Regions from separate parts of the Homo sapiens genome. Here region 2 is linked to region 1. Evidence: chromatin loops called from intact Hi-C (ENCODE). Cell type or tissue: chondrocyte. All regions are shown on one strand. Each heading gives the region's core, and the rest is flanking DNA. Links, peaks and the distances in the headings are about the cores only.

Region 1 (5,362 bases), core at 94-5,093:
GGATACACATTCCAGATCCCAGGGTCTGGTCTCTGTCAGGGTTGGGGTCCTTCACACTGTTGGCAGGAAGGGTGACCTACAAGGAAAAAAGGCTTAGAAAGGAGCCCTCGGAGAAGTCAGCTGGGTGTGCGTGTCATGGTGATTTGGGAGGCACTTGGCTGTCTAAGGGGGCCCTTAGGCCCATGTGAACCCTTCTGGGCACTTTGCAGCTCCCCACCAGCCAGTGTTCCCCACACAGCAGGTGCTGGGCAGTTTGACAGGTGGGTCCCTTAGACAGTCACCTGAGATGGAAAGGGCTCTGGTGAGCACCTGAGACAGATCGCCTGGAGCCAGCATCCCCAGCCAGGGGCCCCTCCCAACGGGATGCCTTACACATGGACCTGCAGATATCAGATGTGCCTGGAAAGTTCTAGGCATCCACCTCCTACCTTGCATGAAGCAGGCAGTTGGCCGGCCCTGAGGGCACCTCCACAGGGCATCTTGGAGGGTGTTTCTCTGCACCTCCTCTCAGAGGCGTGGGGGAATCCCGTGTCCGGTGACTGAGTTTCGTCTATGATAATTTGCACTCATTTCTGCCCCTGCATTGCCCTTCATGGACATTGTAAACCTGATGTTTCTAATTGTAAGAAGGGTGCCTTCCCCACTGCCGTGATGGTTGGAGGATAGCTCACACCTAGTCTGCGATGACCTGTTAGGGCCCAGTCATGCAGGAGGGATCCCCCCACTCCTCTCAGGCCCCCCAGCCAGCCTGCTCAGTGTCCCGACCACTGGACAGTTCTCGGAAGCATCCTGAACCCTCCCTGGACACATCTTTCAGGACAAACAATTGCGCTCTCCAAAAAGGCACCCGAATGTGGCAGTGGGTTTCAGCCTGTCTCTTGGGTACAGGCCAGGACAGGCAGCTCCCCTGCTGCGAAGGCCTCAGGGCCTGGGGTGCAGAGTGCTGCTCGGGGGGCCCTCCTGCACCACCTTCTTGTGAAGCTGTCTCCTGCTCTGTCCTTATTTAGCCCTGACAGCCACAGAGAGCGACGGGACGCCACTCATGGAGCAGTACGTGCCCTGCCCGGTCTGCGAGACAGCCTGGGCCCAGCACACGGACCCCAGTGAGAAATCAGAGGATGTGCAGTACTTCGACATGGAAGACTGTGTCCTGACGGCCATCGAGCGGGACTTCATCTCCTGCCCCAGACACCCGGACCTCCCCGTGCCGCTGCAGGAGCTGGTCCCTGAACTGTTCATGACCGACTTCCCGGCCAGGTATGCCCCGAAGGCCCCTCCCAGAACACAGTGCAGGTCACAGGGGGCGTTCCTCGCTGTGCAGTTGCCGAGTGATCTCCAGGAAGACCCCTCTGGGGCGGGCAGGTGCCCCGGCCATGGCTTCCCACCAATCTCAGTACCTTTTAGGTTCCCATCCTCGGCTGCCTGAAAGGAACCAGGCTGCCGGCTTTCCATTTTGGAGGCCTTGATAGGCCCAACTGGGAAGAGTGCTTTGCAAGTGCAGCCATCCTGCCTCCCCATACGGCTCCCCCTTCCCCTCGTAGCCAGAGCTGCTCTCTCCTGAGCTGCCTCTCCTTTCCACTCCTACCTCCCCACCAGCTCTAGGGCCAGCAGATAAGTGCAGCCAGTGCTCCTCAAGCATTCAGGAAGGGGAGAGAAGGGAGAGCTCCCACCCAGAGCCTTGTTTACCTTCTTTGTCAAACGCTGACTCCTGTCTGTAGCCCTAGCGCTGAGCTCCCACCCAGAGCCTCGTTTACCTTCTTTGTCAAACGCTGACTCCTGTCTGTAGCCCTAGCGCTGAGCCTTGGACCCCTCAAATCTGTTCTTAGAGTTTATTGTACCTATGCTAACCCAAGATCATAACTAGAGAGAGAATCGGGGAGGAAATAGGAAACGTCACCTTTCAGAAGAAAACTTCCAAAGGGGTCCTTTCTCTACGGCCACCACTTCTGTGGGGTTCACCCTGTGCCAGCCATCACCACCTCTGAGGCCGTTCCTGTCCTGAGAGCCCTCTGTACAGAGGAGACTGAGGCTTAGCAAGCCTGCATAACCTACCCAGGTGTGCTCACCCACAAGTGGCAGGGCCGGGGTGGCCCAGATCTGTCCAGCCTCACAGATGGCTTTGAACCATGACTCTCGGCCGTTGGGGCAAATGACCCAGCCCAGGACCCACCCGCATCAGGGCGGGGGGGATGTGGCTGATGCCGGGCGTGTGTGGCAGGCTCTTCCTGGAGAACAGCAAGCTGGAGCACAGCGAGGACGAGGGCAGCGTCCTGGGCCAGGGCGGCAGTGGCACCGTCATCTACCGGGCCCGGTACCAGGGCCAGCCTGTGGCCGTCAAGCGCTTCCACATCAAAAAATTCAAGAACTTTGCTAACGTACCGGCAGGTAAGCGGGTCCCAGGTTGGTGCTGTTTTTCTCAGACATATGCTGCCCGGGTCTAAGCTCTGTGCGGCCTTAGAGAGGCCTGAGGCTGCAGGCACCCCATGTCCTACTGGCTGACACTGCGCTGTCCCTGGCAGACACCATGCTGAGGCACCTGCGGGCCACCGATGCCATGAAGAACTTCTCCGAGTTCCGGCAGGAGGCCAGCATGCTGCACGCGCTGCAGCACCCCTGCATCGTGGCGCTCATCGGCATCAGCATCCACCCGCTCTGCTTCGCCCTGGAGCTCGCGCCGCTCAGCAGCCTCAACACCGTGCTGTCCGAGAACGCCAGAGGTACCGCGGCGCGCCGCCCCACCCGGCCCCGGAGACCGACAGAGCCCCGGGCGCCTCCTGCCTGGCACGGGGGGTAGAGCCTCAGGTGGCCTTGGCAAGCCCAGGGCACGCCCAACCCATGGCTCGTGTGACCATCCCCTGGCTGCGAGGCCAGGCTCCCCGCCAGGTCCAGTCACTAGGCAGAGCCTTGGCGAGGACGGGGGAGCGCACACTCTGGAGTCGGCTAAGACCAGGCTCTGCCGCGGTCCGGAAAGCCGCTGAGTTTATTTGCCTGTAAAAGGAGGATGGTAACAGGCCTCGCTGGGAGGGCACCGAGCACGGGAGCTGCATTGAATCACTTTCCCAACTGCACACGTACACGGCTGCTGAGACTCTGAGACCGCAGGGTCAGTGGGACCATATTTTAACATAAAATGTCGAAGTAATTTACCTTGAGAAAAGAGCAGCTAAACTCCAGAGTGGCCAGAGGGTGAAAGGTAGCTGTCTTTTGACTAAGGAAGAAGAAATGCTATGAAAATCAATCACTTCTGCCTCAATGGAAGATAATTTTTTAAACAGAATTCTTTACTTTTTTTTAATACAGGATCTCACTTTGTTGGCCAGGCTGGAGGACAGTGGTGCAATCTCAGCTCACTGCAGCTTTGACCTCCTGAACTCAAGCCATCCTCCCACCGCAACTTCCCGAGTAGCTACAAGCACACGCCACCACACCCAGCTAATTTGTTGTTGTTGTTTGTAGAGATGGCCTTTCACCCTGTTGCCCAGGTCGTTCTCGAACTGTGAGCTCAGTCGATCCCCCCACTTTAGCCTCCCAAAGTGCTGGAATCACCGGCATGAGCCACACGCCCAGCCAAACAAAATGCTTCTACTTGCCTCTCACCCCTTTACGTAGGACAGCCTTGACCTGAGGTGAACTCTAGAGATTTCGAACCCTTGCTCATTCAGCAAAATGCCAGCAATTCCAGGAATAAGATATCAGGAATGAAGCTACAGCGATGAGCATTTCTATCCTAAATACTGTTTCACTTAACCAGGCCATTCTCTGTCCTTTATGGCAGTCTGGTGAATAGTGAGAATGTGTCAATGGAATATAAAGTATCTAAGGGCCAGGCGCAGTGGCTCACATGTGTAATCCCAACACTTTGGGAGGCCCAGGCGGGCAGGTCGCTTAAAGCCAGGAATTCAAGACCAGCCTGGCCAACATGGTGAAACCCCATGTCTACTAAAAATACGAAAATTAGCCAGGCATGGTGGCACGCGCCTATAGTCCTAGCTACTCAACTTGGGAGGCTGAGGCAGGAGAACTGCTTGAACCCTGGAGGCAGAGGTTGCAGTGAGCCAAGACCATGCCACTGCACTCCAGCCTGGGTGATAGAGGGAGACTCTGTCTCAATAAAAGAAAAAAGAAAAAAAATCATAAAGTATCTAGGGAGATCGGAAGACAAAAAGACAGTTGTTATCATGATAATTTGATTCTATCAAAACTGAAATTTTGATACATTTGAAAATTGTTTTTCTTTGCAAGATTCTTCCTTTATACCCCTGGGACACATGCTCACCCAAAAAATAGCCTACCAGATCGCCTCGGGCCTGGCCTACCTGCACAAGAAAAACATCATCTTCTGTGACCTGAAGTCGGACAACATTCTGGTGTGGTCCCTTGACGTCAAGGAGCACATCAACATCAAGCTATCTGACTACGGGATTTCGAGGCAGTCATTCCATGAGGGCGCCCTAGGCGTGGAGGGCACTCCTGGCTACCAGGCCCCAGAGATCAGGCCTCGCATTGTATATGATGAGAAGGTACGTGCCTGGATCCCCTGGCCCAGCCCCACAGTGTAGGAGCCCAGCCCTCAGGCTAGCCGGGCAGTCCTGGAGGCACCTGAAGCTTCGGGGCTCAGCATCCCCAAAAGCACATTTTTCTCACTCTCCCTTGCTCAATGAGGGAGGTTCTGGCTTGAACCAGAAGGGTGCAGGGGCCTGTGTCTGTCTGCTTGTAGCAAAGTTGACTTCTCCTTAGCATCAGCCTTCTCAGACCTTGATTCAGTAACATTGTAGAGGCTGTAAACAGCAGATGAAGAGTCCAAGAGAGAAACAGGTCTGGATTTGGGCTCCAACTCACATTTAGATGTCCACAGTGAGGACACAGGACCAGCCTTGCAGGGCACTCAGGAGGAGCAGACAGAATAAGGACGGTAAAGACCCTTGGCCTTAAGTCCCGGCCACAGGGTGCTGGCCAAGTTGAATGCCAAACCAGGAGAAGAGTGAAAGAGCAAGCTGGCATCCCCTGGCAACTGCACTGCCAGCCTCAGTTGAGACAATGACTAAATGTTGATCTTCTGATAACATTTATCCCTGATGGCTACTTGGTAGATGCAGGCACACACACAACTTGAAGTCATCTTACCACGCATGTATTACATCTAGTGCCAGCCTTGTTAATTGATCACCCAGCATTAAAATTCCCTTGTCTATAATTTCTTATTATCTGGTGATTCTACAGATGGTCATTGACTAATTCCTGTAGGAATGACCTGTGCATGTATGGATTAGCTCAGCACCTGTGGTTGTTGCCCATAGAAAAGGCAAATCAGAGCAACAAAAATAAGAGCTTCATAATAGTAGCTGACTTCAACAAGGAGGTC
Region 2 (5,362 bases), core at 158-5,157, 61 kb after region 1:
CCACAGAGACTCTGACTTGTTGGTGGGGACCTGGACACCGGGCTTTGAAAAGCTCATGGGGGCTCCAACACACAGGTTTGGGGACCCTCAGGGGTTGAGGGTTGCAGGTGATCCTCCAGCCCAGCCAGCCCTGCATGTGCAGGGGACCCTGGGGAGGGGCAGGGGAGCTAGGGTGGGTGTGGCTGCAGCACCCCCTGAGGCCCCCTCAGGAGAGCCGGGTTACCCATCGCTGGCAAGCAGCTCCCTGCATGTGTGAGTCCCTAGGTTGCCGTCTCCAAACGGACATCTGTGCGGCTCAGTCACCAGACAAACTGGGGCCACCCATTGCCACAGCTGCAGAGGCGCGACTTAAAGAGCGAAGTGTAAAGTATTCGGGTTGGGTGGTTCTGACTGTACCAAGGGACGTGTGCATCAGACCTGCTTACCTCACCCCAGGGGGGACAAGCCTGGGGCAATTTTAGGGTCGAGGGTGCGCCACCGTATCCCAGATCCCCAGGACCCAGCCCAGGCTGAGCTGGACACTAGTCTGGGGCCTGCCAGCCCCTCCCCACCCTGGACAGGGCTTGTGCACTCAGCAGGGCTTTCTTCCCAGGGGTTTTCTGCTCAGCCCCCTGCACTGAGGGTTTCCTACAACTAGCTTAGTCACTGGGGTCTCGGCTTATCAGCCTCAAGTCACACATGACATCAGCACCCAGAGGTGTGAGCCCGTCCCCATCCATTCATTTCCTCCACACACATGCTTTCCAGGGGCCAGGCACTGTGCTAGACCCAGGGACACCATGACAGATGCCACAGATGAGGTCCCCCATGCCGTGGACGTCCGTTCAGGTGGGTAAGACTGACATAAATAAGCACACGGATAAATGAGCCAGGCTGTGCCAGGTCGTGACAGGCAGGGGCAAGAGCACGAGGCTCACAGGGACACCTGGAGCAAGGCGTCCAACATCACGCTGGGTGGTCGGGAAGCTGGAAGAGGTGGCATGAGCCCAGCGGGTTTCTTGGAAAAGTAAACACACTCAGGGACTTCACTCTGAGCAGGCACCCCAGATCCAGGGAGAATATTCAGTGAGCCCAAGACTCAGGCAGGCCAGGCTCACTGCCTTCAAAATGCACCCAGCCAGGGCCTCTGCTTCCTCCACTCCTCGCTCTCCTGGGCAAGTTGGGGCTGGAAAGCGGGGCAGGAAGCTCAGGCCCTGCCTGGCCTCGAGGCTGATGACATCCTTTGGAACTGTGATTTTCAACCCAGCTGCCAGAAAAGGCCACGGGGAACACCAAGAACCCCTGACATCCAGGCCACACTCCAGCCAGTAGATGAGAATCTCAGGGGCTGGGGTCCAGACATGAGCCTTTTTAAAGCTCCCTAGGGCATGCCCCTGGGCCGCCGAGGGAGCTTCAAGGGAGGCACCCTGGGAAGGCCGCAGAGCTCCACAGGGGTAGAGCGGGTCAGGGCTTTAGGGTCAAGCAGGTCTGCGTTTCAATCCACACTCACAACTTACTTAGGCTCTCTGACCCTCAGTTTCTCATCTGCAAAATGGGTCGATACCCACTCATGGTGTTAGGATTGAACAAGGTAACACAGGTAAGTGCAGGGTGTAGCGCCTGCCCCCTAGGACACACGGTGTTAAATGTAAGTGCCCTGCTCCCATCCAATATCAAGTGGCAAAGAGCAGAGTGGAGTCAGCAGACCCAGGAATGACCCCAATCCTAACCTCTACTGGCTTTGTGAACCTCAGTTTCCCTGTCTGTAAGGTGGGGAGAAGCTCTGTGGGTGCTGGAGGACCTTGGCAGCATGATGCCCTCCCAGGGTGGACCTGCCAGAGCCAGCGGCCTCGCACATTGCATGGCGTCTGGGGATGGACAGCCCAGGGCTGCAGAGACGACCTGCAACCCCGCCGTGGCCTTTTCATTATCACAGAAATAGCTTCTTTCACGTAAAATGATGTGAGCAAAGAGGACCCTGAACTGTGGCTTCAGCAGATCGCTTCTTGCCTGCACAGATCTTCTCCAGGGGCCCTGAGGTCTCAACTCCCTGGGCTGATGTTTATCAGTGAATTCAACGGCCGGCAGCAAGGGCGACAGAGAGGCCACTGAGGGAGGCAATCCTGGGCCCCCAGGATTCACCTCCAGTCTGATAGTCCTCTGCCCTGGGGGGATCCTCAGCATCCACCTTCACCTAGGCCTGGCCTCTGCTCTGCAATTCCCCAAGATCAATGCTCTGGAATGATTTTGGAGGCAGGCAGGGAGCCCCTCCCATGCTCTCCTTCTCCCTCTGGCTTCCATGAAGTGCACACAGGAGGCACCTCACATTCCCTCTCTTCCTTTCTTCTCTCCCTCTTCCCCGAGCATCTCACCAGGGAGGGCCACATCTCTCTGAGGCTAGAGGGAGGGTGAAGACTTCATTGTTTTTGGAAGCCCCTCCTCCTCCCACCGTCAGTTCCCTGCCCTGCCCCGATATCATCGTCCTGGAGCTGCAGAAACACATCGCTGGTCTCCCAAATGAAGTTCTTGCTCCCAGCAAAGGAGGGTCAGGTGTCCCCCACTCTCCCCCCAGGGGCCCCCGCCTCTTGGTGGATGGTGAAGAGCTCCGGTGGCAGGCACAGGCCGCTGGGACATACCACTTCCCCCAGCCCACCCCCAACTTCCCAGGCTTCCTTGGGAATGGAGCTGGAATGAAAGCTGGGAGGTCGTGGGCCCTGAGTCTGGTGGCCAGGCCTGCAGGGGTTCCATCAGGGTGAGAGAAGAGGCCAGTCCTCCCAGCGTGGACCTGCCAGAGCCTCCGGCCTCCCACATCATGTTGCATCTGGGGATGGACAGCCCAGAGCTGCAAAGGTGACCTGCAATCCCACTGATGGTCTTTTCGCTGTTGCAGAAATAGCTGCTTTCATTAAAATGATGCCTCCCAGGGCAGCCAAGGCCAGGGCTGCTGCCTCAAGGACCCTCAACCAGGCGTAGGTCCCAGGACAGCTTTGTGGCTAAGGAAGCCAGTGCATGCTCACCAAGGACCCCTATGGGCCCTCTGTGTCTAGGGGACATGATGTTGGCAACCCAGATCCCTGGGATTCTCCCCACTTGGGGCCACCATGGCGAGAGGAGCCACAGACAGCTGAGGGTGGAGGCCCTGTCTGCGCCATATTTCCTACAGGATGCTGGGAGTGAGCCTTCAAGCTCATCCAGGCCAGGCTATTGCAATTTTTTTTTTCCTTTTAGAGATGGGGTCTCAGGCTGGAGTGCTATGGCAGGATCACAGCTCACCGCATCCTCAAACTCCTGGGCTCAAGCCATCCTCTTGCCTCAGCCTCCCAAGTAGCAGGGACTAGAAGCACACACCACCATGCCCAGATAATTTTTAAAAACTTTTTTAGAGATGGAGTTTCACTCTGTTGCCTAGGGTGGTCTTGAGCTCCTGGGCTCAAGCCATCCCCCTGCCTCAGCCTCCCAAAGTGCTGGGATTACAGGCATGAGCCACGGCACCCAGCTAGGATTTTACTGATTTTTGTTTATAAAAACCTTTTTCTCAAAAAAAAAATCTGACCTGGACATTCAATCAGTGAAGCCTTCAGAAGGGCAGGAGTGGGGATGCGTGCCCCTGAGTCTTGCCCACTCTTTTCTGAGAGCGTTGGCAGGGCCCCGTGGCTCCAAAGGACTGAATGAAATCCTCTGGTTTAGTCCAGTGTGGAGATGCCCATTCTACAGGTGAGGAAACTGAGGCTATGGAGACAGAGTGTGCCTAGCAGACGTGAGTGGCTCCTGCTGCCCCTGTCCCTGGCACTCCTGCCCTATCTTTCACTGGAAATCATTCACATGGCTTCTGCAGCCTGCAGACCGCACTCTGGCCGGCTCCCACCGGAACCCTGACGCGTACCATATTTCTGGTCTGACAGCCAGCCGTTGTAAAACTGAACCTCCTCCTTGTAATCGCCAATAAGTTTCCCCTTGGAGGAGCTGACTTTGAACTTGCAGAGAACAAAGACCCCTTTGTGGCTTGCTTTTGGGAAGAGAGATGGGGGGAGAACTGCATAAATAATATGAGAAGCAGCAACCCCAATTATATTTTGTTACCTTCTCTTGTGAATATGAAATAAAAACCACTTTATTTTGAAAGCTGCAGGGGAGCCAAGTTTCTCCAGCCTGGACGTGGAGGCCCGGGGCCCAGGGCCGGGCCAGCAGGACAGTCACTGTGGTTTCGGGGGCAGCCAGGCCAGCTGTGAGCACATCAGGCTGTACTGGCCCCGCCTGGCCCAGGCGAGGCATCATAAAACATGGCATGAGCCGATTTCTTTCCAGCTGCAGGAACTCCAATTTGTGCAGGAGGAGGGTCATTTCTTTACCATTTGGGGCTGGAAAGAAAATGGCTTTCTCCCCTCCTTCCCCCACCACTGTTCTCAGCCATGCGTGTCTTCCTGAGTTTCCCTCCAGCCTCTTCCTGCCAACACTCCACGCAGCAGGGCCAGCCTGGGGCCCCTGCAGGACTGGCGTGGGGGCTGCAGCTGTCTTCCCACCGCTCCACCCTCCCCCAGCACAGGGAAGTCTGGCCCGGCTCACTGCCTGCGGTTTCTTCATACACTCCATGTCCTGACAGCCTCGTGGCCTGTGCCCACGCTTTCTCCTCTCTTTGGCAAGCCCCATTCTTCCCTTGAGTTAAGGTGTCACCTCCTCTGGGAAGCCCTCCCTTAGTCTCTTCCCACCCACCCTTCCAATATTCAGCATAGGGCAGCGTGGCTTTGTCTCAGTGACCCTTCAATGGACTGAGGTCGTAACTGAGGACATAATTCATCCCTGGGCCCCCAGCACACATCACAGGGCCTGAGTCAAGAGCAGCCTGTGGGTGGATGGTTGAGGAAGCCCACATTCTTCTTACTGCATGCTTCCTGGTGCTTACAGTGGGCAAGGCTCTGTCAACCACAAGCCATCTTCTGTAGGAAAAAAAGGAGAGGGGACTTGTAGGTTAATATAACTGAGGCGTCTGAGTAGGTGGCTTCAGGTATGGCTCTATCCAGGGCCTCTCTATCTCATCTTATCACAGGTAGGCCTCCCCTCATGAAAGGAGCTAAAAAGATGCATCCTACTAGCTCAGCAACCCTGTAGCCCTGTAAAGGGACAGTCCCTCTGTTCCCATAGCTTGGCAAGGTAAATGCTCTGTCCCCACCCAGGCCAGGAGGTCTGGAGGCAGAATCTCTTCTGGGAAAGCAAATTCTCTGGCAATTTTTATGAAGCAGACACCCGAAGAGGGAGGTTCAGGGGACATAAGAGACTTCCCTTCCACTCATTGTGCTATCCAGGATGGCTCTGGGCCTGAAAATTCAAATATAATATTGTATATCTCCTTAATTAAGAATTTATACATCACCTACTTCCAAAAGAG

What was found. Peaks named below come from ENCODE experiments on the same cell type or tissue, not always from the same donor. Only the 100,000 strongest peaks of a DNase experiment are listed, where the experiment ranks them.
Region 2: a loop joins it to region 1, with 2.7 times the contacts of the local background. A loop is called at or near these places in 3 of 110 quality-filtered maps.

What each region holds. Positions count from the first base shown.
Region 1 is chr15:101,050,704-101,056,065 of GRCh38, forward strand. It overlaps LRRK1 (leucine rich repeat kinase 1), which reads left to right. Exons shown (of 34, transcript NM_024652.6): 24 at 1,008-1,257; 25 at 2,219-2,385; 26 at 2,520-2,717; 27 at 4,243-4,520. It overlaps LRRK1-AS1 (LRRK1 antisense RNA 1), which reads right to left. Exons shown (of 3, transcript XR_001751724.2): 2 at 1-76. Among named protein-coding and RNA genes, the nearest start is that of LRRK1-AS1, 98 kb to the right of the region's middle. RefSeq lists an enhancer at 2,727-3,347. In chondrocyte, for the core only: no CTCF peak of the experiment used is centred there; DNase peaks (open chromatin) are centred at 352, 1,248 and 2,944.
Region 2 is chr15:101,111,769-101,117,130 of GRCh38, forward strand. All of the region lies in intron 1 of LRRK1-AS1 (LRRK1 antisense RNA 1), which reads right to left. Among named protein-coding and RNA genes, the nearest start is that of LRRK1-AS1, 37 kb to the right of the region's middle. RefSeq lists an enhancer at 221-1,007. In chondrocyte, for the core only: no CTCF peak of the experiment used is centred there; no DNase peak of the experiment used is centred there.